Regions from separate parts of the Homo sapiens genome. Here region 2 is linked to region 1. A link is an interaction called in ENCODE POLR2A ChIA-PET data of the cell type or tissue named here. Cell type or tissue: CD4-positive, alpha-beta T cell. All regions are shown on one strand. Each heading gives the region's core, and the rest is flanking DNA. Links, peaks and the distances in the headings are about the cores only. Region 1 has its middle 61 kb from the start of CD44-DT. Region 2 overlaps CD44 (CD44 molecule (IN blood group)).

Evidence for each region. ChIA-PET counts read pairs that join two places held together with the same protein. Peaks named below come from ENCODE experiments on the same cell type or tissue, not always from the same donor. Only the 100,000 strongest peaks of a DNase experiment are listed, where the experiment ranks them.
Region 2: POLR2A ChIA-PET joins it to region 1 with 10 read pairs; 9 of 35 experiments call an interaction of 5 or more read pairs at or near these places.

What each region holds. Positions count from the first base shown.
Region 1 is chr11:35,072,322-35,082,282 of GRCh38, forward strand. No RefSeq gene overlaps it. Among named protein-coding and RNA genes, the nearest start is that of CD44-DT, 61 kb to the right of the region's middle. RefSeq lists an enhancer at 5,773-5,822. In CD4-positive, alpha-beta T cell, for the core only: no CTCF peak of the experiment used is centred there; DNase peaks (open chromatin) are centred at 5,540 and 5,850; H3K4me3 peaks cover 1,037 bases; H3K27ac peaks cover 3,462 bases.
Region 2 is chr11:35,169,412-35,179,372 of GRCh38, forward strand. It overlaps CD44 (CD44 molecule (IN blood group)), which reads left to right. Exons shown (of 18, transcript NM_000610.4): 2 at 7,164-7,329. Among named protein-coding and RNA genes, the nearest start is that of SNORD164, 11 kb to the left of the region's middle. RefSeq lists an enhancer at 3,648-4,149. In CD4-positive, alpha-beta T cell, for the core only: no CTCF peak of the experiment used is centred there; DNase peaks (open chromatin) are centred at 4,013 and 4,560; H3K4me3 peaks cover 1,600 bases; H3K27ac peaks cover 3,919 bases.

The DNA of each region.
Region 1 (9,961 bases), core at 3,065-8,064:
AAAGATGAGTTCAACAAGGTTACAGGATACAGGATAAACATAGAAAGGCCATTTTGGCTGGGCATGGTGGCTCACACATGTAATCCCAGCACTCTGGGAGGCCAAGGTGGGCAGAAGGCTTTGAGCTCAGGAGTTTGAGACCAGCCTGGGCAATATAGTGAAATCCCATCTCTACAAAAATAGCCAGGTGTGGCTGCAAGCGTCTGTGGTCCCAGCTACTCTGGAGACTGAGTGGGAGGATCACTTGAGCCTAGGAGGTAGAGGTTGCAGAGGTTTCAGTGAGCTGAAATTGTGCCACTGCGACTCCAGCCTGGGTGAGATCGAGACCTTGTCTCAAAAAAAAAAAAGAAGGTAAGAAAAGAAAAAGAAAAGACAATTTTATCTCTACAAACTAGCAATGGGCATGTGGATATAAAATGTAACTATACAATATCATTTACAATTGCTAAAAAGAAGTAAAGTACTTAGGTATAAATCCAACAAAATGTTTGCAAGAAGTATATGCTGAGAACTACAAAAGCCTGGTGAAAGAAATTAAAGAAGACTTAAATAAATGGACAGACATATATTGTGTTCATGCATCAGAAAACTTAACATGGTAAAGATGTCTGTTATCCTCAAATTGACATACAGGTTTAACCCAATTCCTATCAAAGACCCTGCAAGATATATTATAAATACAGACAAGATTATTTTACAATTTATATGAAAAGGCAACATAACTAATTAAAGTAATTTTTAAAAAGAAAATAAGGTGGCAGCGATCATTCTACTCCAATTCAAGACTATTTATCTGGCTATAGTAATCAAAACTGTATGACACGGTTGAGGGACAGACACACAGATCAAAGAAACAGAACCCATAAGTAGACCTAAACAGATGCACCAACTGATTTTTGACAAAGGTGCAAAAGCAATACAATGGAGGAAGGATAGTCTTTTCAAAAAGCAGAAACAGACACTTATAAGCATAAACAAAACAAAACAAAACAAAACAAAAAAAAACAACCTCAACTTCAGTCTCATAGTTTATACAATAATTAACTGAAAATGGATTATGGATTTAAATATAAAACATAAAACTATAAAACATATAGAAAAAAACAGAAGAGAAAGTATCTGGGATCTAAAACTAGGCAAAGAATTCCAAAAGCATGATCTATTAAAGAAAACATTTAAAAACTGGACTATATCAACAATTTAAAAACATTTTGTGAAAAACTTTGTTAAGAGGATAAAAAGACAAGCTACAGACTGGGAGAAAATATTTGCAAATTATATAGTTATGATATCTGGATCCAAAATATATAAAGAATTCTCAAAACTGAAAACAAAAAAACCTAATTTAAAAAATTTTATATTTGGGAAGACATTTCACCAAAGAATACATCAGAGTCAAATATGCACATGGAAAAGTTCTTAACACCATTAGTCACTGGGGCAATGCAAATTACATAATGAAATGTAATAATGAAATTGTATTAGTCTGTTCTCATATTGCTATAGGGAAATACCCCAGACTGGGTAATTTATAAAGGAAAGAGGTTTAATTGACTTACAGCTCTGACTGGTTGGGGAGGCCTCAGGAAACTTACCATCATGTTGGAAGGCAAAGGGAAAGTAAGCTTGGACCTTCTCACATGGCAGCAGGAGAGAGAAGAGTGAGTAAGAGAGGAACTGTCAAACACTTATGAAATCATCAGATCTCGTGAGAACTCACTCACTATCATGAGAACAGCATGAGAGGGACCACCCCCATGACCCAATCACCTCCCACCAGATCTCTCCCTCAACACCTGGGGGATTACAATTCAAGATAAAATTTGGGTGGGGACACAAAGCCTAACTACATCAGAAATACCTAATATGGGCACATATTGGAATGGCAAAAATTTAAAAAGACTGACCATACCAAATGTTAATGAGGATGTAGGAGAGCTGGGATTCTCATATATGGAACTCTCAGATATGGCTGGAGGGAGTGTAAAGTAGTACAAACACTTTGGAAAACAGTTCAGCTGTGTCTTAGAAAGTTAAACACATAGCTAACATACGACCCAGTCATTCTATTCTTAGGTATTTACCTAAGATAAATGAAAGCATACAACCATATAAAGACTTATTTATGAATGTTCATAGCAGTTTTATTTCTAATAGCCCCAAACTGGAAACAACCCAAAAGCCCATCAGCAGATGAATGCACAAACTGTATTTAAAACAGTTATCAAACAAATTGGAATATTACTCATCAATAAAAAGGAATGAATGATTGATGCACACGTTAATATGGAGAAAATAGTTTTGCTGAATGAAAGAAGCCAGACAAGAAAGAGTACATAGTGTGGGATTCCAGTTATATAAAATTCTAGAAAATGTAAACTAATCTATAGTGACAGCAGATCAGTGGTTACATGGGGATGGGGTAGGGAACGGATGGGAAGACATGAGAGGGAGGGATTACTAAGGGGAATAAGGAAACTTTTAGGGTATATGGATATGTTCATTATCTTGAAGGTAGTGATTGTTTCATGGGTTTATACTTATGTCAGAATTTATCAGATTGTATGCTCTAAATATGTGCAGTCTATTGTATAATGATTATCCCAAATACACCTGTTAAAAAGTGTGTTAATAAAGTTTTGACCATTGATCACAATTATTACATAGCCATTTACCTCAATTCACCAGTATTTGCGGAGCACTGGTGTAATGCAATTAGCTATAATCAAACCACAAAATGGCAGTAATGTAAATATCTGATGGTTTTAGATTTTTTCCAAACTCATCATAATTAAATTGTAATAGTTGACTGGTTTGAAGGAGTTCAGATGACTCAAAACAGATTCTTCCTAGGAAGGTATAGAGAGTTTCAATTTACAGATATAATGGTTATTGAAAATCTGTTATAATGTAAGAAAATAAATTAAAAACATATTTTTTAAAATGAGGGAAGGACATCTCCAAAATTAAAAAATGAGCTCTCTGTATTTAAAATAGGATTTGGCTTACAAAGCCTTCAATTGCACTTAACTTTTGTGAGAAATATTTATCCCTTAAAAGGATGTGTAGTCAAAGTGGTCACACTGACCCAGAACAGTAGCCAATCAACATTATTTTTATAGATTTGTGTGGACTTGGTTTCAAAATTGTTGTTTTTTCCTAATTTAAAATTTTATTTTTGAAATTCATTCATTGGGTTCCAAAGTCCTGCCCTTGTGAATAAATGGATGTATTCATACACATATTTGGTTGTTTATAAAATCTGCTTTGCATTTTCACACCATTGCAATGTTGTTCTAAGGTCATAGAATTACTTTTAAGAACAACATTAATACAATTCATAATGTTGATTTTTCTTCATGCTAAAGTGCTTTACATGTATCCCTATAGCCGTGTACTAGCTGCCTTTGCCTGGTTACGGCAAAGTATATATATATATATATATATTTTTTTATTATACTTTAAGTTCTAGGGTACATGTGCACAACATGCAGGTTTGTTACATATGTATACATGTGCCATGTTGATGTGCTGCACCCATTAACTCATCATTTACATCAGGTATATCTCCTAATGCTATCCCTCCCCCCTCCCCCCACCCCACAACAGGCCCTGGTGTGTGATATTCTCCTTCCTGTGTCCAGGTGTTCTCATTGTTCAATTCCCATCTATGAGTGAGAACATGCATTGTTTGGTTTTTTGTCCTACTGCAAGGTATTTTTAATCATTTGAGAGAGAAGGGTTTTTCTTTAAATCCATAGCTATTATAAGGCAAACCATTCTCAGCACTGGTGGGTAGTTTCATGGACTTATTATGCAAAGGAAATCATATCAGCAGTGATGAGCAGTTGAAGATTTCTCAGGTAGAAGTACAAAGATGAGACAGAGTCAGTCCAAAGCATTGGCAACTAAGTCTCAAAGTAAGGTAGCATTTGTGGAAATAAAGGGGGTAGTGGATCCTAGCTATAGTGTGGAAACAAGTAGAAGTTGGCTTATTGAGTGTGCTCATCAGCAAGTCATGCAGGGACCTCAGAAGCTGGTAGAGGGAAGAGAAGAAAGCTTGGAACTGCCAAGCCCAAGATGAGGGTGCCAAGGCTGTAAAATAGGACTGGTCTCTGATGGAGTCATAGAGAGGCCATCAGCATCACATTAAGTAAACAATACGTGGCTCCTTGAGCTAATAGGCCAGCATCTATAACTAAGTGGAAACTTTTTGGCAAGAAAGGCAAGATCCCAGGCTCTTCTAGAACAGAGGTTAACAAACTTTGGCCTTTGGGCCAAACATAGCCCGTGACCTGTCACAGCTTTACTTGTTGATAAATAATGCTGTACAGAAGCACATGTCTGTTCACATGTTACAATGACAGAATTGAGGAGTTGTGACAGATACTGCAGGGTTTGCAAAGCCAAAAATATACTCTATCTAGCCCTTTGCAGAAAATGTTTGGCAACCTCTGTCCTAGAAGATGGTGAGGCTTGGAGGCAGTATTGTGTTTCCAAGTGATATGTTTATCATGGACTGAGGGAAACCACTGAAAAGAAGGAAATGGCAAGGTTTAGGCAGGATGTCAAGACCGTATCTGAATAGTCTAGAGTCCAAGACCCCAGGTGTAGGCAGAAACCAAAGCAAAAGATCTCTCCTATTGATTGGACAAACATGGGGAGGATTAAGGCAAGAATGAGGCTCATTAGGCTTGTGAAATCCAAGCGCACCTTATAATAGATATAGACAATTCCAAAGCAAGGACAGCAAGTCCAGTTTCAATGATTGGCTGATGGGTTTCAGCCAATGGTCAGTTTGAAATGCTCAGTGCTGAGTGGGGCTGGGAAGGCAGAGACTGCCCCGGGAGTAAGGAACTATTAAGTCCAAATAACCTGGATCTTTCTGCTAGACAATAAGAGGATGGCGCTATCCTCTCTACTTCCTGTTCAATATAGTAGCTCATCACACTCATCAACAAAAGGAATGCAATGGAAATTAAAATATCTCCCAGATATGGTTGTCAGATTTAGCAAATAAAAATACAGAACACCTAGTTAAATTTGAATTTCAGATACACAAAGAAAAAAATTTAATGTAAGTTTGTCTGAAATATTGCATTGGACATAATTATACTAAAATTATTTATTATTTGAAATTCTAATTTCAGTGAGAGTCCCGCATTTTGTCTGGCAACACAATTCCCCGGAAACTGGCCACCTTTGTGATAAATTATGATTAACAAAACAATGTTTTAACTTCTGGGGCAGTAAGAAATTTCTAGACCTCTGGTCCTTTTTGTTTCTCCCTCTGTCTACATACTTCCTTTCCCACCTCCTTTTATCTCCTCTCTATCACTTCCATTTCAAGGCTTGTCCAGGAGGGAGGACCAGTCACATCTGTCAATACTTCCAAGAATTATCATATGGCTTTAACTCTCATTGATTAAACCAGAGAAAGGCTGGAAACAGAGAAAGAAGAAGTCAACCTTCTTAAAGTGACTCACAGGAAGGAAACCTGGTGGACGGACAGTTTGACGATTGGTTTCTGACTCACTGGAGATTTCTTTGCTAGAGATATGCATCATTAATTTGGTATCAACAAACCATTGACATTTCCCGGGCAGTACACAGAATGCTGTCGTGGTAAAAACAGGTTTAGATTAACTGCTGGGCACTTCCTGGTTCCAAACATTAAATTAAAATGGAGATTTTTGGGTTTCATGGAAATCTCTGAGATAAAAAGCAGAAGACTCTGTGAGAACCACGCTCACAGTTTTCAGGCATCACCCCAGCACTATATTCTGTGAAGATGTTCTTGGGAAAGGTTCAAGAGAAGTCAAATCTGTGTAACTTGCTGTATGCTGTGGTCACAGTGGATAAACCTCACCTGCAGTGAAGAGGATGTGGGCAAAGATTATGCTCAGTGATGACTTTAGAAGCTTGGGCAATATGTAAAAAACACTTACAAAACATTAAACTGATGGGATTTTCATTATTCTTCCCTACCAATCATTCTCTAGTGACCTTTCCACCACTGTGACAGTATTGGAGGCACCCATGAGGATCTCCCTCTGAGAAAGAACTTGCTGTTCAGCTGCAAGGAGTGCAGTTAGTTTGCAGCCCCCAGCTGTTTGCACCTTAGCATTGTCTCATCTTTGAAGCTCAGGCCATCCTCTTCTTGGGCAGCCCCCAGAGAAGGGCTGAGCACAGAGGGGTTGCTATGGCTTGGCCATTTCTTTCAACATGGGGCTCCTCAAATGAGCAATATTTGTTTTCGAAATGCCCATGAAGTGAGCCAAAACTTTGTCAGGTCTGCACTGAGCTCTGAGGCTCATGCAGTCCAATCCTGTTTCCTCCCCATTTTGTCTTCATTTCCCAATGCAATTGATTCAATGATTGTGTCCCCTAAAATTCATATGTGGAAATCCTAACCTCCAAGGTGATGGTATGAGCAGGTGGGGACTTTGGGTGACAATTAGGTCATGAGTGTACAGCCCTCGTGAATGGGATCAGTGCCTTTATAAAAAAGAACCCCAGAGAGCTCTCTCACTCTTTCCACCATGGGAGGATACAATGAGAAGTTGGAATCTGCAACCCAGAAGAGGGCCCTGACCATAACCCAACCATGTTGGCACCCTGATCTTAGACTTCCACCTCCAGAACTGTGAAAAATAAACTTCTGTTGTTTCAGCCACCCAGTCTGTGATACTTTGTTACAGCAGCCAGAACTAACACACCCAAGAAACCTCTTGCTTTCCTAATTCTGCCTTCTTGGCCACTTCCCTGAGAGCACATCTGACACACTATCATGGCTTCAAGGAAGCAGGCAGAATGGGTGCCATTTTAACAAAAGAAAATAAATTTTATGGGGAAAGTTCTTACCAGAAAGGAAGGGGACAAAAGGTTAAGTTCAGTCCTTCCTGCCCAAGAGAGATTGTGAATGAGAAAGAAATAGAGGCAGAGTGTGACCTTCAAATATTAGGGTCTTGCCTCCACTCTTCCTTGGGGTCAAGCCTTGTTGGGGGCGGGCTATAGAAGCATTTAGAAAGGTATTAGGAACCTAAGAACATTGGGCAAGTGACATACTTTCCCACACATGGCCTGGAGGAGGCTGAAAGCACCTAGGAGAAGCCTCGTATTTGTCTTGGCACCATGTCTAACATGGCTTGAATGAGATAGTGCAGCATTAGCAGACAGAGGAACCTTCATAGACAGCAATGTGATGTTTCCCTATGTTTCTACAGGCCCCGGTAAAGGTCAGGGAAATTCAAGGGAGATTGCTGAAAATGTAGAGGCCTGAGGTTGGGAAGTGGAAGCCACTGAGATCAAGGACTTTGATTTCTAGGGACAATGACATTGTCAGTGTTCCACAGCTATGAATGCCATTGCATGCCAATGGAGGGCCTAAACCAGGATCACCTCAGGGGAACTAGCATAGGACCTGATTCCCACATGCATAGTCACATGGTAATGCCACTCCCACCAACCACAGAAACAGGTGCTAACGTTGGGGAACTTAAGGATGCTGGAAGAGACCAAGAGTCCCTGATTGTGTAAGTCTGGTCTTTTCCTCGTTTCTCCACAGGGTTAAGGGCGCACAGGGAAGATTTGATCAGTTACAGAAAACAAAGAAGCTGCATATTTTCGCACAGCTGAGAGTGTGTAAATCAATTAGTGACCCCACTGCATTTGAATAAAACAGCTTACATTTTGAATTTTAGTCCAAGCTATACAGTTAAGAGGGTCAAACTTAGGGTCTCTTAAGTCACATCTGAATAACAGCCACCTGAAGGGAACCTCCATGGGCAGACAAACTTATAGTCTCTCTGTGTGGTGAACGTTTGGCCTTTCTCTAGACCACATTTTCCAAGCAGTGGGAAATGAACTACTGGTGATAACCAAGATGATTTTAGGGGGTGTGTGGACACCATTAATTAACACTGAATACGCCCAAAGTATTTCCAGTTTCTATAAGTCCTGATGACATAAGAGAAAGTTTTTGTGGCACTCTGGTCTTCAACCTCTCTAAAACCTTCCAATTCCTGTCCTTCTCCTAGCATTTTGTTTTTCGGAGACAGGGTCTAGCTCTGTCACCCAGGTTGGAGTGTGGTGGCACCATCAGGGCTCACAGCAGCCTCAACTTCCCAGGCTCAAGTGATCCTCCCACCTCAGCCCCCTGAGTAGCTGGGACTACAGGCATGTGCCACCATGCCCAGCTAATTTTTTTTTGAATTTTAGTAGAGATGAGGTGTTACTATGTTGCCCAAGCTGGTCTCAAACTCCTGAGCTTAAGCGATCCTCCCACCTTGGCCTCCCAAAGAGTCAAGGAGTGATTAAAGGTGTGAGCTACAGTGAGCCACCGTGCCCAGCTCCAATTCCCCTTTTTGACAGTGAGATCAGACTTCAGAGATTCAGTAGCACCCCCCATCCCAATGCTGCCTCTATTCTCCATGCAGCAGCCAAAGTGACCCTCAAAGAGACGTCAAATCGTGTCCATTCTTCACTTAAGAAACTCTCATGGCTCCTCATTTAACTCAGAGGAAAAGCCCAGTGGCCCTCACGGCCCTCCCTGACCTGGCACTTCACACTCCAGCCTCCCCGCTTCCCACCCCCTCACTTACTGCTTCAGCCTCAGTGGACTCTTGATTGGTCTCAGAATGTTCTTTCCCCAGACACCATGACAGCTCACATCCTCTTCTGTCAAGACTTAACCCAGATGCCACCTTCAATGTGGGGGCTCCCCAGGTTATCCTGTCTTGGATTGCAAACCCTCTTCCACTCTATCTCTTGCTCTGCTTCATGTATATGTGTGTGGGCATAATATCGTTTACTTACTTGTATTTTTGTTGTTTAAATAAATGTGTGACTTTTCGTATGTTTATTGCGGCACTATTCACAATAGCAAAGACTTGGAACCAACCCAAATGTCCATCAATGATAGACTGGATTAAGAAAATGTGGCACATATACACCATGGAATACTATGCAGCCATAAAAAGGATTAGTTCATGTCCTTTGTAGGGACATGGATGAAGCTGGAAACCATCATTCTCAGCAAACTATCACAAGGACAAAAATCCAAACACTGCATGTTCTCACTCATAGGTGGGAGTTGAACAATGAGAACACTTGGACACAGGAAGGGGAACATCACACACTGGGGCCTGTTGTGGGGTGCGGGGCGGAGGGAGGGATAGCATTAGGAGATATACCTAATGTAAATGACGAGTTAATGGGTGCAGCACACCAACATGGTACATGTATACATATGTAACAAACCTGCACATTGTGCACATGTACCCTAGAACTTAAAGTATAATAATAAAAAATAAACAAATAAATAAATGTGTGACTTTTATTGCCTGCCTCTGCCACTAGAATGGAGGCTCCATGAGGTCAGGAGCCTGTTGTCTTCATTGCTGTCCCCTCAATCTTTAAAGCAGAGCTCGGTACTTAGTGGTTACTCACATCATATTGACTAATTAAACAAATGAATGTTCCCAGCTCCCACCAGCCCCTCCTACCTGTTATGGTCAATATCATGTCTTCTCTCCCTCAAGGCTCCCTTTTCACCTCCTCCTTTTCCTGGCAAAGCAAACACAACAAACAAAAATCTGCAAGATGCTGGGAGGCCAAGGCAGGTGGATCACTTGAGGTCAGGAGTTCAAGACCATTCTGGCCAACATGGTGAAACCCTGTCTCTACTAAAAATACAAAAATTAGCCAGGTGTGGTGGTGCGCGCCTGTGATCCCAGCTACTCGGGAGGCTGAGGCAGGAGAATCACTTGAACCTGGGAGGTGGAGCTTGCAGTGAGCCAAGATTCCACCACTGCACTCCAGCCTGGGTGACACAGTGAGCCTCCACCTCAAAAAAAAAAAAAATAAAAATAAAAGCAAAACAGAAAAACCTGCAAGATGCCATAGTGCTCCCTTCTCAACTTCATGGAAATTCTGAAATATATATGGGATTCATTTTTCC
Region 2 (9,961 bases), core at 1,762-6,761, 96 kb after region 1:
AAACACACACACACACACACACACACACACATCCATACACACAATCTTGCATATAATCTCACAGGTCCATGGATGTATTGACCAGCTCCTGGATTCCATATTGAAAATCCCTTGCAGCCCAGCTCCAATACTAGTACCAGGCCACTCACCTCTCAGGAAAGTTTGGGAAGACGTAGATAATGGCAACTTGGGTGAAAATTACACAGTGCTCTCTTCCCAGCACATGTTGTGATTTTCTACAACTTCAGAAATAACTGGGGTGGACCAAGAAGCTATTATTCCTCGCAGGCCCTACAATCTAGGCAAAGCTTTGAAATGTGCTCGGACAATTTTATCAGAGATCTATTTTCCTTGATCTGAGGCTTAGGGGGCAGTATAGATGAGATTAATGGCATTTGGGATCAGTGATGGTTTATCCAGGAGAGAATGCATAGTACCTGTAACCAGGAGCCTGAATAGGAGGCAACATAGCATAGAGGTTAGAATCCTGACTTTCCCACTTGGATGACATTGGGCAAAGGACTTCACCACTTTGTGCCTCAGTTTCCTCATCTCTAAAATGGGTTTAGCAATAGTGCCTACCTCATAGCATTTTTATGAGAATTAAATTAGCTGAAGTACATAAGGCACCTAATAAGTGTGCAATGCTCATTGGCTCTGATTATTAAGTGTCAAACACCATATCAAGTGTTTGACATACCTTATTTCATGTAATAGTCCCATAAACCCTGACAGGTTCGCATTGTCATCCCATCAAGGAAGAGGTGGAGAGTCAGAGAGGTTAAGTAATTAACAACCTGTGTCACCTAAAGTGAGTGGCAGGGTCAGGAATTGAACCAGGTTTGAGGAGGTCCTAACTAGGTTGAACTACTGACCTTCATAAAAGTTTGGCACTACAGACCAGCTTTATAGGACAAAAAAACCTTCTTTCAGAGCTCCTTTTTCTCGCCTTCCTGACAGCTCCCTAGCAGACCTCTTCCCATGTGGGTAGGGAGATAAGGTTCCTAGACACTGGGACACTGGTCTCCATGACCCCTCTGTGCTGCCCACAGCCCTATAGTAATGAGCGTGCTAAAGGCCTGGTGGCATTTCTACCACGGGAAGTCTCCTCTCCAAATCCAAAAGTGGCCTCAAACAGTCAGTGTTTTCAGTTGAGCTCATTTATCGCTCAGAGGGAGGCACTTGGGACATTTTATTCATTACATGATGCAGGAGATTTATTGGAGACCAGAGGGCTCAACGGAAAACATTCTTGGTTTATTTCCAGCCAGAAAGGCTTGTTTGAGAGATGCAATCAGCCATTTAGTATTAGCTTCTTGAATCAAAGTGGATCCTGAATCACAGAGTTCTCTGTTTCTCAGGAGAGACACACAGACATCTGAGGAGTCTTGCCTCTCTATAGTGGTTTGCAGCATGGCTAGCACCATTGCCAGAGACACTGGCACTCTGTCAAGCAATGTTCTGTGGTCCATGGCTATTCACATCTTAACCTTGCCTTAATTCTACTTCATTGTGAGTTTGGGCATGTTTCTTTATTTCTTCCCCTCTCTGTGTGTTAGTTTCTCCATCTGGAAAATGAGGATACTAATATTACCCACCTCATAGGAATGTTTTAAGGATAAAATGAGTAAATAATTCTAAAGTGCCTAAAATAGAGCCTGGCATATACACAATGAATGCACAATAAATATTAGCCACTGCTCTTGCTGTTGGCATTATTAATATCCTCCCGGGTAATAATTTGGGTTTGCGTTAGTATCAAGGAAACCTGATGAAATGTCTTCATAAATTATCAGGGTTTGAATGACACACAGCCTTGAAAATGTTGGCTCCTTTTAAGTCAAGAGGGACCTAGAGTAGAAGGATTGTGAACATTCACAGGATAGTTGACCAGAAATGAAGTATTTGACACCATTCTTGCAACTCCTAAGTAGCTAAATAGCGTCAGGGTTAGGAGTTGGACTTTCTCATGAGATCAAGATAAATGTAAGCTGTGGAATTTTTACTTTGCATAGGATTTCTTCATCCAATCAGCAGCCCTTTGCAGATACCTACAATGTGTCAGAACCTGCTTAAGCCTTCACATCTAGGAAGGCTAAAGGTTGAGTTTGTCTGTTTCATCCTGTCTTGGCTGATCACATGCACATACAACCACACACTCACTTGCATACAAACATATAAGTATGAGGAGAATTCAAAATGTTCATGGAAAAATGAGATTAAAAGATAAAAGTTTAAAGATGTAAACTTTACTTCTCAACATAAGCACCATCACATTCAAGATACTGTTATAAGCTATGATAGCGGCCATTTAGTCCATCCCTAAAGAACTGAGGGTCCTGGGAATTTAATCACATCAATGCAATCTTTCTTACATTGTTAACTAAAGAAAAATGGGTGCCCTTTGAAGATTTTTAAAGATTAAGTAACAAAAAAAAAAAAGTCAGAAGGAGTCAAATTTGGACTATAAGGTGGATGCCTAATGGCTTCTCCATAGAAATTCTCAAAAAAATTGCCTTTGTTTGATGAGAATAATGAGCAGGAGCATTGTCATGTCATGATGGAGGAAGACTCTCTGGTGAAGCTTTTCGATACATTTTTTCTTCAAAAGCTTGGGCTACCTTTCTGAAAACACTCTCATAATTAGCAGATGTTATCGTTCTTTGACCTTCCAGAAAGTTAACAAACAAAATGCCTTGAGCATCTCAGACAACGGCTGCCATGACCTTGGCTCTACACTGGTCCACCTGCTTTGACTTGTCCACTTTTGCTTTGACTGGACCACTTCCACCTCTTGGTAGCTATTCCTTTGATTGTGCTTTGTCTTCAGGATCACACACATAAGGCCATGTTTCATCTCCTGTTATAATTCTCAAAGAAATGCTTCAGGATCTTGATCCCACTTGTTTAAAATTTCCATTGAAAGCTCAGCTCTTGGTTGCAGCTGATCTGGGCACAATGGTTTTGGCAACCACTGAGTGGAAAGTTTGCTCAACTTTAATTTTTCAGTCAGATTTGTGTAAGCTGAACCAGTTGAGATGTCTATGATGCTGGCCATTGTTTCTGCTGTTAATCATTGGTCCTCTTCATTTAAGTCACAAATAAGATTAATTTTTTTCTCCCAAATTGATGTGGATGGCATATCGCTGCAGGCTTCATCTTCAACATCATCTTGTCCCTTCTTCAAACAAGTTATCTGTTTGTAAGCTGCTGATTTCTTTGGGACATTGTCCTGATGAACTTTTCATAAAGCATCAATGATTTTTTCATTCTTCCACCTAAGCTTCACCAAAAATTTTGGTGTGTGTTCTTGCTTCAATTTTAGCAGAATTCATGTTGCTCTGAGAGAGGATCTTTTCAAACATGTCTTATCCTTGTTAGTGCCTCAAACTAGATCCTGTTCAGATATATCAAGTTAGTGAGAGTTTATTTTGGTGCAAAAAAAAAAATTTGAAATCTATGTATAGTTTTTTCATAGCACGTATTTTTCATGGAACTTTTGGAAGACCCGTCATATAGACACACTCACACAATGGATGCATGTATTGTCAGTGAAGTTATGTTGGCTTCTGAAACTCAAGGGATTTTGCTGAAACTCATGAAACTCAAGGGATTTTACTGAAAAGTCTCAGCCTCAATTGGTTCCTCTTACATTTGCATATTCTGTCTGCCAGGTGGCAAGGTAGAATTGACTGTAATAAGAAAGAAACTACCATTGAGCTCCAATTATTGTCCATGCCTCAGAGTTGATTTTTAACCTGAGAGTGACAGCAGCCACCTGGGCCAGGGGCAGACAGGTAGTTTGCCTCACCTGGAATCAGAGGCTCCCCTATCAGCCTTATCTTCAAGAAGCTGATAGGAATGCTTTGTTTTTCTTTTGTGTGCTGGACAAGGAGAGGCCCCGGAAGGTCTGTCATGTAGATTGACAGTTTCCTTTTGTAAGACTGGCCAACTGAGGCCAAAGTTGAAAATGTCAGTAAAAACAAATAGTATTGCAAAAGGGCCTTATGCATTTCCTTCTCTATCCTCTCATTGCCCCATCAGCCGAGTGCTGCATGAGTGGCTTAAGAGAACACCATTAGGCTTGAAAAAGAGTGAACTGCAAAAACACATTTTCTCCATTTCACCTAGTTGTTATTTTCCCCCCATGTGCTAATGATGCAAACAAAAGAAAATAAAAATAATAGACATTGGCTTATGTCTTTTCAAGTTCCATTTCTTGTTTCTTCTTTTACTATTTTCAGAATCAAGGAAGATAATACAGAATTTTAACAGTTTTCTTACCTCATTTTGCATTTGTTAGACATTGTTTCCTCGTGGTTGAGACCTGCTTCCTGCTCAGGAAAGAGAAAGCAGTGGTTGCCCATACAATTCAATAATAATGACTCTTTGTCATTATTTAACAGTTGTTTAGGTGTGCCTCTCTCCTTTCTTCAGTTGCACTAATGATAGAAAAGGATCCTTGGGCACATAGTAAAGTGGTTCAAATCATGGGTTTGGGTGGTAAACAGGTCTGAGATAGATTTCCTGCTCTGCCACTTAAGAGCTGGGTGACGTTGGGGAGTCATTTAATTTTTCTGAGCTTCACCCATAAATAATACATACATACATAAAACTCACCTTTCAGGTTTCTGAAGATGATGCAACACAGAATCTCAAAGGTACTGGGTACCCAGGGACACTGCAGTAATAGGTCCCCTCTCCTATTGCTGTCAGCTCAGAAATACAGAACAGAGCAACTGGGATTCAGAAAGGAGACTATAGGCTCTAGATAGAGGTACTCACTCACTTCCTTGGGCAACTCACTTCCCTGAGCCTCAACTTTCTTGTTGGTAAATAAGTGGAATCTTCCTACCCACCACTAGAACTGTGCAAGGAAGAGATGGAGCTGGTTAATGCCAGTTCTGTCTGATTCCAGACCTGGTTCTTAACTAACAACAAGGAGTGGTGCCTGGCCAGGCACTTGGGGCATTGTCCCAAGAGGATGTCAACATGTCTTCTTAGAGAAGGACAGTCATTGAGGCCTGAGGAAGTGTTCAGGAGGAATAAGCTTCACCAGGATAGTTTCAATGACTTAACCCTTTGCATGCAGTTTCCTCAAGTGTAAACCGGGGGTCATATAGTCCCAGGAGTTTTCAATTACAGCCTTTGAAGTCTTTTGAGATTGTTACACAGGATCAAGTAGAAGAGGATGATTTCTAGCTCTCTATTGGAATTTCAGATTAATGTCTACAAAACTCACTAAAGTCCTTGTATTGAATAATTCTTTACCCAACTGATAGCAGTTAGGCTTCATTTTCAATGCCATTAACTCTGAGAGCAAACGACAGGCTTTTGGTCTGCCAATATATTAAAAGTGTGTTTCTGAGGAAATTTCAATGAGTCATTCGTTTATATAACAAATACTTGTTGAGCATCTACTTTCTATTGGGTACTGTTATAGGGATTAGAGATAACAGCTGCAAGCAAGTAAAAGGCCCTTGCTTTCTCAGAGCTTTCATTCCAGGAAGGAGAGAAAGAGAGTAACCACACACATCAATAGATGACCAGGCTGTTGTGAAGACACAAAAGCCAAATGAGTTGAGGGAGAGACTGGGGGTTAGACAAGGGTGTTTAGGGAAGCACTCTAAAGTGAGGTGACGTGGAGTTAAAATTCTGAATGATAAAAAAAATGAACCACCTATGTGACCATTTGAGGATGGAACATTCCAGACAGAGAGGAAGGCAGATACAAATATTCTAGGATGGGAAGGAGCTCAGAATGTCTGAGAGAATTGAAGACAAGCTTTGTGCTTAGAGCAGAGCAAGCTACTTTGAGGTTAGAGAGGGAGCCAGGAGCCAGATTATGTTGGTTTTAGCCATAATAAGAACATTTATACTGGGTATGAACATAAACTCTTGGAGGTTGTAAGCCAGGGAGAGATCACTTGATTGTGAAAAAATGCTCATAACATAAGATTAAGTGGAAAAATGACTCTTAAATCTAGAACTGTATATTCAGTACCATTTCAATTATGCAAGCATATGTGTGAGTATGTATATTTGTGTGTATGTGTGTATGTGTATATAGATACATACTTTATGTATATATGCATAAAGTACGTGTGTGCATGTGTGCACGTGTGAATGTGTGTATTCAGTAAACAAACTGGAAGAAGATATAGAAAAGTGTTTGCTGTAGTTTTTGTAGTGGTGGACTTATTTTCCTTCATTGCTTTCCTGTGTTTTGTAAGTTTTCTGTAAGTTTGTATGACATCAATAATCAAAATTAAATCATTTGCTTTTTAAAAACTTTGTTGCAGAGCAATCAATGGAGAGAATGTAAGAGTGATATTATTTTACCATGTCTTTTCTCAGATTTGAGCTTAATATCATGGTGCTTTGGAATGCTGGAGTGAATTTTGAAGGCTCTGGCTAGCAGAGAAGTTTATTTGGCTTTTTGTTTGTTTGTTCTTTTTTTTTTTTTTTTTTTGAGATAGAGTCTCGCTCTGTCACCCAGGCTGGAGTGTAGTGGCATGATCTCGGCTCACTGTAACCTCTGCCTCCTGGTTCAAGTGATTCTTCTGCCTCAGCCTCCCAAGTAGCTGGGACTACAGGCATGTGCCACCACACCTGACTAATTTTTGTATTTTTTTTTTTTTTTTTTTTTGAAACGGAGTCTTGCTCTGTCGCCCAGGCTGGAGTGCAGTGGCGCGATCTCAGCTCACTGTAAGCTCCGCCTCCCAGGTTCATGCCATTCTCCTGCCTCAGCCTCCGGAGCAGCTGGGACTACAGGCGCCCGCCACCACGCCCAGCTAATTTTTTATATTTTTAGTAGAGACGGGGTTTCACCGTGTTAGCCAGGATGGTCTCGATCTCCTGACCTTGTGATCCGCCCGCCTCGGCCTCCCAAAGTGCTGGGATTACAGGCTTGAGCCACCGCGCCCGGCCTAATTTTTGTATTTTTAGTAGAGACGGGGTTTCGCCATGTTAACCAGGCTGGTCTTGAGCTCCTGACCTCAGGTGATCCACCCACCTCGGCCTCCCAAAGTGCTGGGATTGTAGGCATGAGCCACCGCGCCCGGCCTTATTTGACTTTTTAAGGAGTCTGTCCTAAACTGAACTTATTACTGTCTCCAAATTATTTATGCAAAAGAATCTAACATTTCTATTTCTTCCCATAGATTTGAATATAACCTGCCGCTTTGCAGGTGTATTCCACGTGGAGAAAAATGGTCGCTACAGCATCTCTCGGACGGAGGCCGCTGACCTCTGCAAGGCTTTCAATAGCACCTTGCCCACAATGGCCCAGATGGAGAAAGCTCTGAGCATCGGATTTGAGACCTGCAGGTAAGAGACCAGCACCCGACCACTGGGGAAAGCTGGCGGCCTGGGACCAGGCAGCTGGGCTTAGAACTGGAAGGCTCCTTTCCCACAGCTGAATGGATTATTGCCTAAGGAGTCAACCCCACGTATTAATTTGGCCAAGTCAATCTGCAACCTGTATGACAACTGGAGTTTAAAGTCAGCTAAAGACACCTTTGTGAATCATAGAGCGGGAACCCAGAGGAAGCCATTAGGGGTCCTCTCGGCTGGAATCCTCTTGTCTAACCTGCTTCCACAGAGCTCTCCTGGCTTTGAAGAAGCTGCAGTATCATTGTCAGAACCACAAGAAAACATAAACCAAATAACAGTGTTTGAAATAAATATGTGGCTGTTAGAGTCTTGGCCCTGCAGACTTGGATCAAAGCAGACTTTTCAAACTACTCTCTCTTACTCTCTCTTAAAAAAAATTTTTTTTGGTTTCTCTTCTATGTTTCTCTGGTTTGAAAAAGTAAATAAAAAGGCATGAAAGTTATTAAGCTATATTATATTAAGATATATTATTTTTGGGAGCCCTGAGAGGGCTCCTACCAGTTATTCTAGAGCTGCATAGAGCCTTCCTCAAACTATGGCTCCAAGCAAGATAATCACAACAAGCAAGGACTTTATTTTTTGAATTTCCAATGGCCTTGCGGTAAGCGGTGCACAAGAAGAGCAAGCCACGGTGGCAATCACAGTGAATTGTTGTGGTTCGATTTGTTTTCACTAGAAGAGGACTGAGTAACCTCTGCAACTGCTCTGAAGTTTCTACCCCAGCCTGTAGCTGTGCTTTTGCAGTGTCTTTAGGTAATATGATTCCCCTTTCTCTGCAACACACACTCACATGCACACAGACTGCTTTTGAAAAGTCAAGCTGCAGAACTCTACGGAAACCATGAAGTGTAAGTTAAGTGCTTCTATCCTCCAACACTGGGTACAGTCATGCACCCACATTATGAGTGATGGCTGAGACTCTTGCTGAAAGGGAAAAGGAAAGTCTTTTGCCTAAAATTGCCCTGTCTGATATGGTAGCCACTAACCACATGTGGTGACTTACACTTAAACTAATTAAAATACTAAAATTAAAACTTTAGTTCTTCACTAGCACTAACTACATTTTAAGTGCTCGGTTAGTCACCGATGGCCAGTGGCTACTGTACTGGATGACCCAGGTTAGAGAACATTTCCATCATTGCAGAAAGTTCTATTGAGGAGCACTGCTCTAAAATAAAGAGCAGATGTACATAGACATCTGTATGTGTTCAGAGCTAGGTCTGGGGGAATATGAAAGGAGCAGAGAGAGGGAGAAAGCTCTGGTGGCTACTGAACTTGCACTGTAGGATGCAATGAAAAAAGGCCATTTAGCAAATCCATTATTCTATTCCCAAGGCTAATTGTTTAATTATGGCCCTGACTAGGCCACTGGCCTAAGAAAGTGAATTTAGTAAGCTGAACTTTGATTGTGAAATACAAACAAGGCATACTTGCAAAATATAGATATGCTGCCATGTGCTGAGGACCAGGGGAGTTCTTACAACTGCCACTGGCCAATCATCAAGCACTTAGATGCTGGGAGCCCTACTGCCCACCTGGCCAAACCCCTCACTTAATCCTCAAACTGCAGTATTGGTCAATATTATCACCTCATTTTATGGATGAAGCAGCCGAGGCTTAGCGAATTTGCACACACAGCCTGCCTATGGAGGAGTTAGGATTCTGGTTCTGCTTAGCCTCAGCCCAGGACAGGATTTTAATGACCAAGTCCTCCTCAGGGGCTTAAAAGGGGAGGAAAGTATGCTTCCTGGATTTGCTGAATATTCTTTCCTCCTTGTGAACAGTAACTTACTCATGCCACATACACACATATAAACTTTAATATCCCCAATTTACAGTTAGCATGACCCATAAAACCGGTAGGCAACATGAGGTGGCAAAAACTCAGTAATAGCTTACAAAGAGAATGCAATAGATTCTAGAATGTTGGTGTTATCCATACTTGATGACATGATGTGATGGGGGTGAGTTGGTGGGTAGGTTCACCAAGAAGTATTATTTAGAAAAACTGTGCCAAAGAAATCTATCATTTCACCCATAACTGGTATTAAGTATTGCAAAACTCATTTCCATAATTTCTCTCAGGTAGCTATGAATCAGCTTTCTGCCACAGGACAGATGGCAGAGTCTCATGGGTTAGGATAAAACCTTAGCAGCTACTCTCTTTTGTCTGCCCCACCCTGATTGGTAGCAACTCTTAGATATATGAAAACTTATTACCATTTAATTGTGCCCACACCCCCTGCCAAGCTAAGGAGGCTTTGGGGAAACCAGTTTGTCTGTTCAGATGAGAAATTAGTCATGCGAGCTACAATTGCCACATAGGTAGGAGTTCTGTGTGCTTGGAAACTTCAGACTCACAGACATTTCCATGGGTCGTGCAGGGTGATGCACTCCATGCTGTTGCCCCTGGCAGGAAAGATGAAAAGCATCAATGTGCATTTTAGCCAGAATTGCATTTTGAAAAACCTGCTGGATTTAGCTTCCTCCTCTCTGCCCTCCTGCTGCACCACAGCTTCCCTTGCACATGGCATTTTCTCAGCCCACATCTCATTTTTTGAGGCAT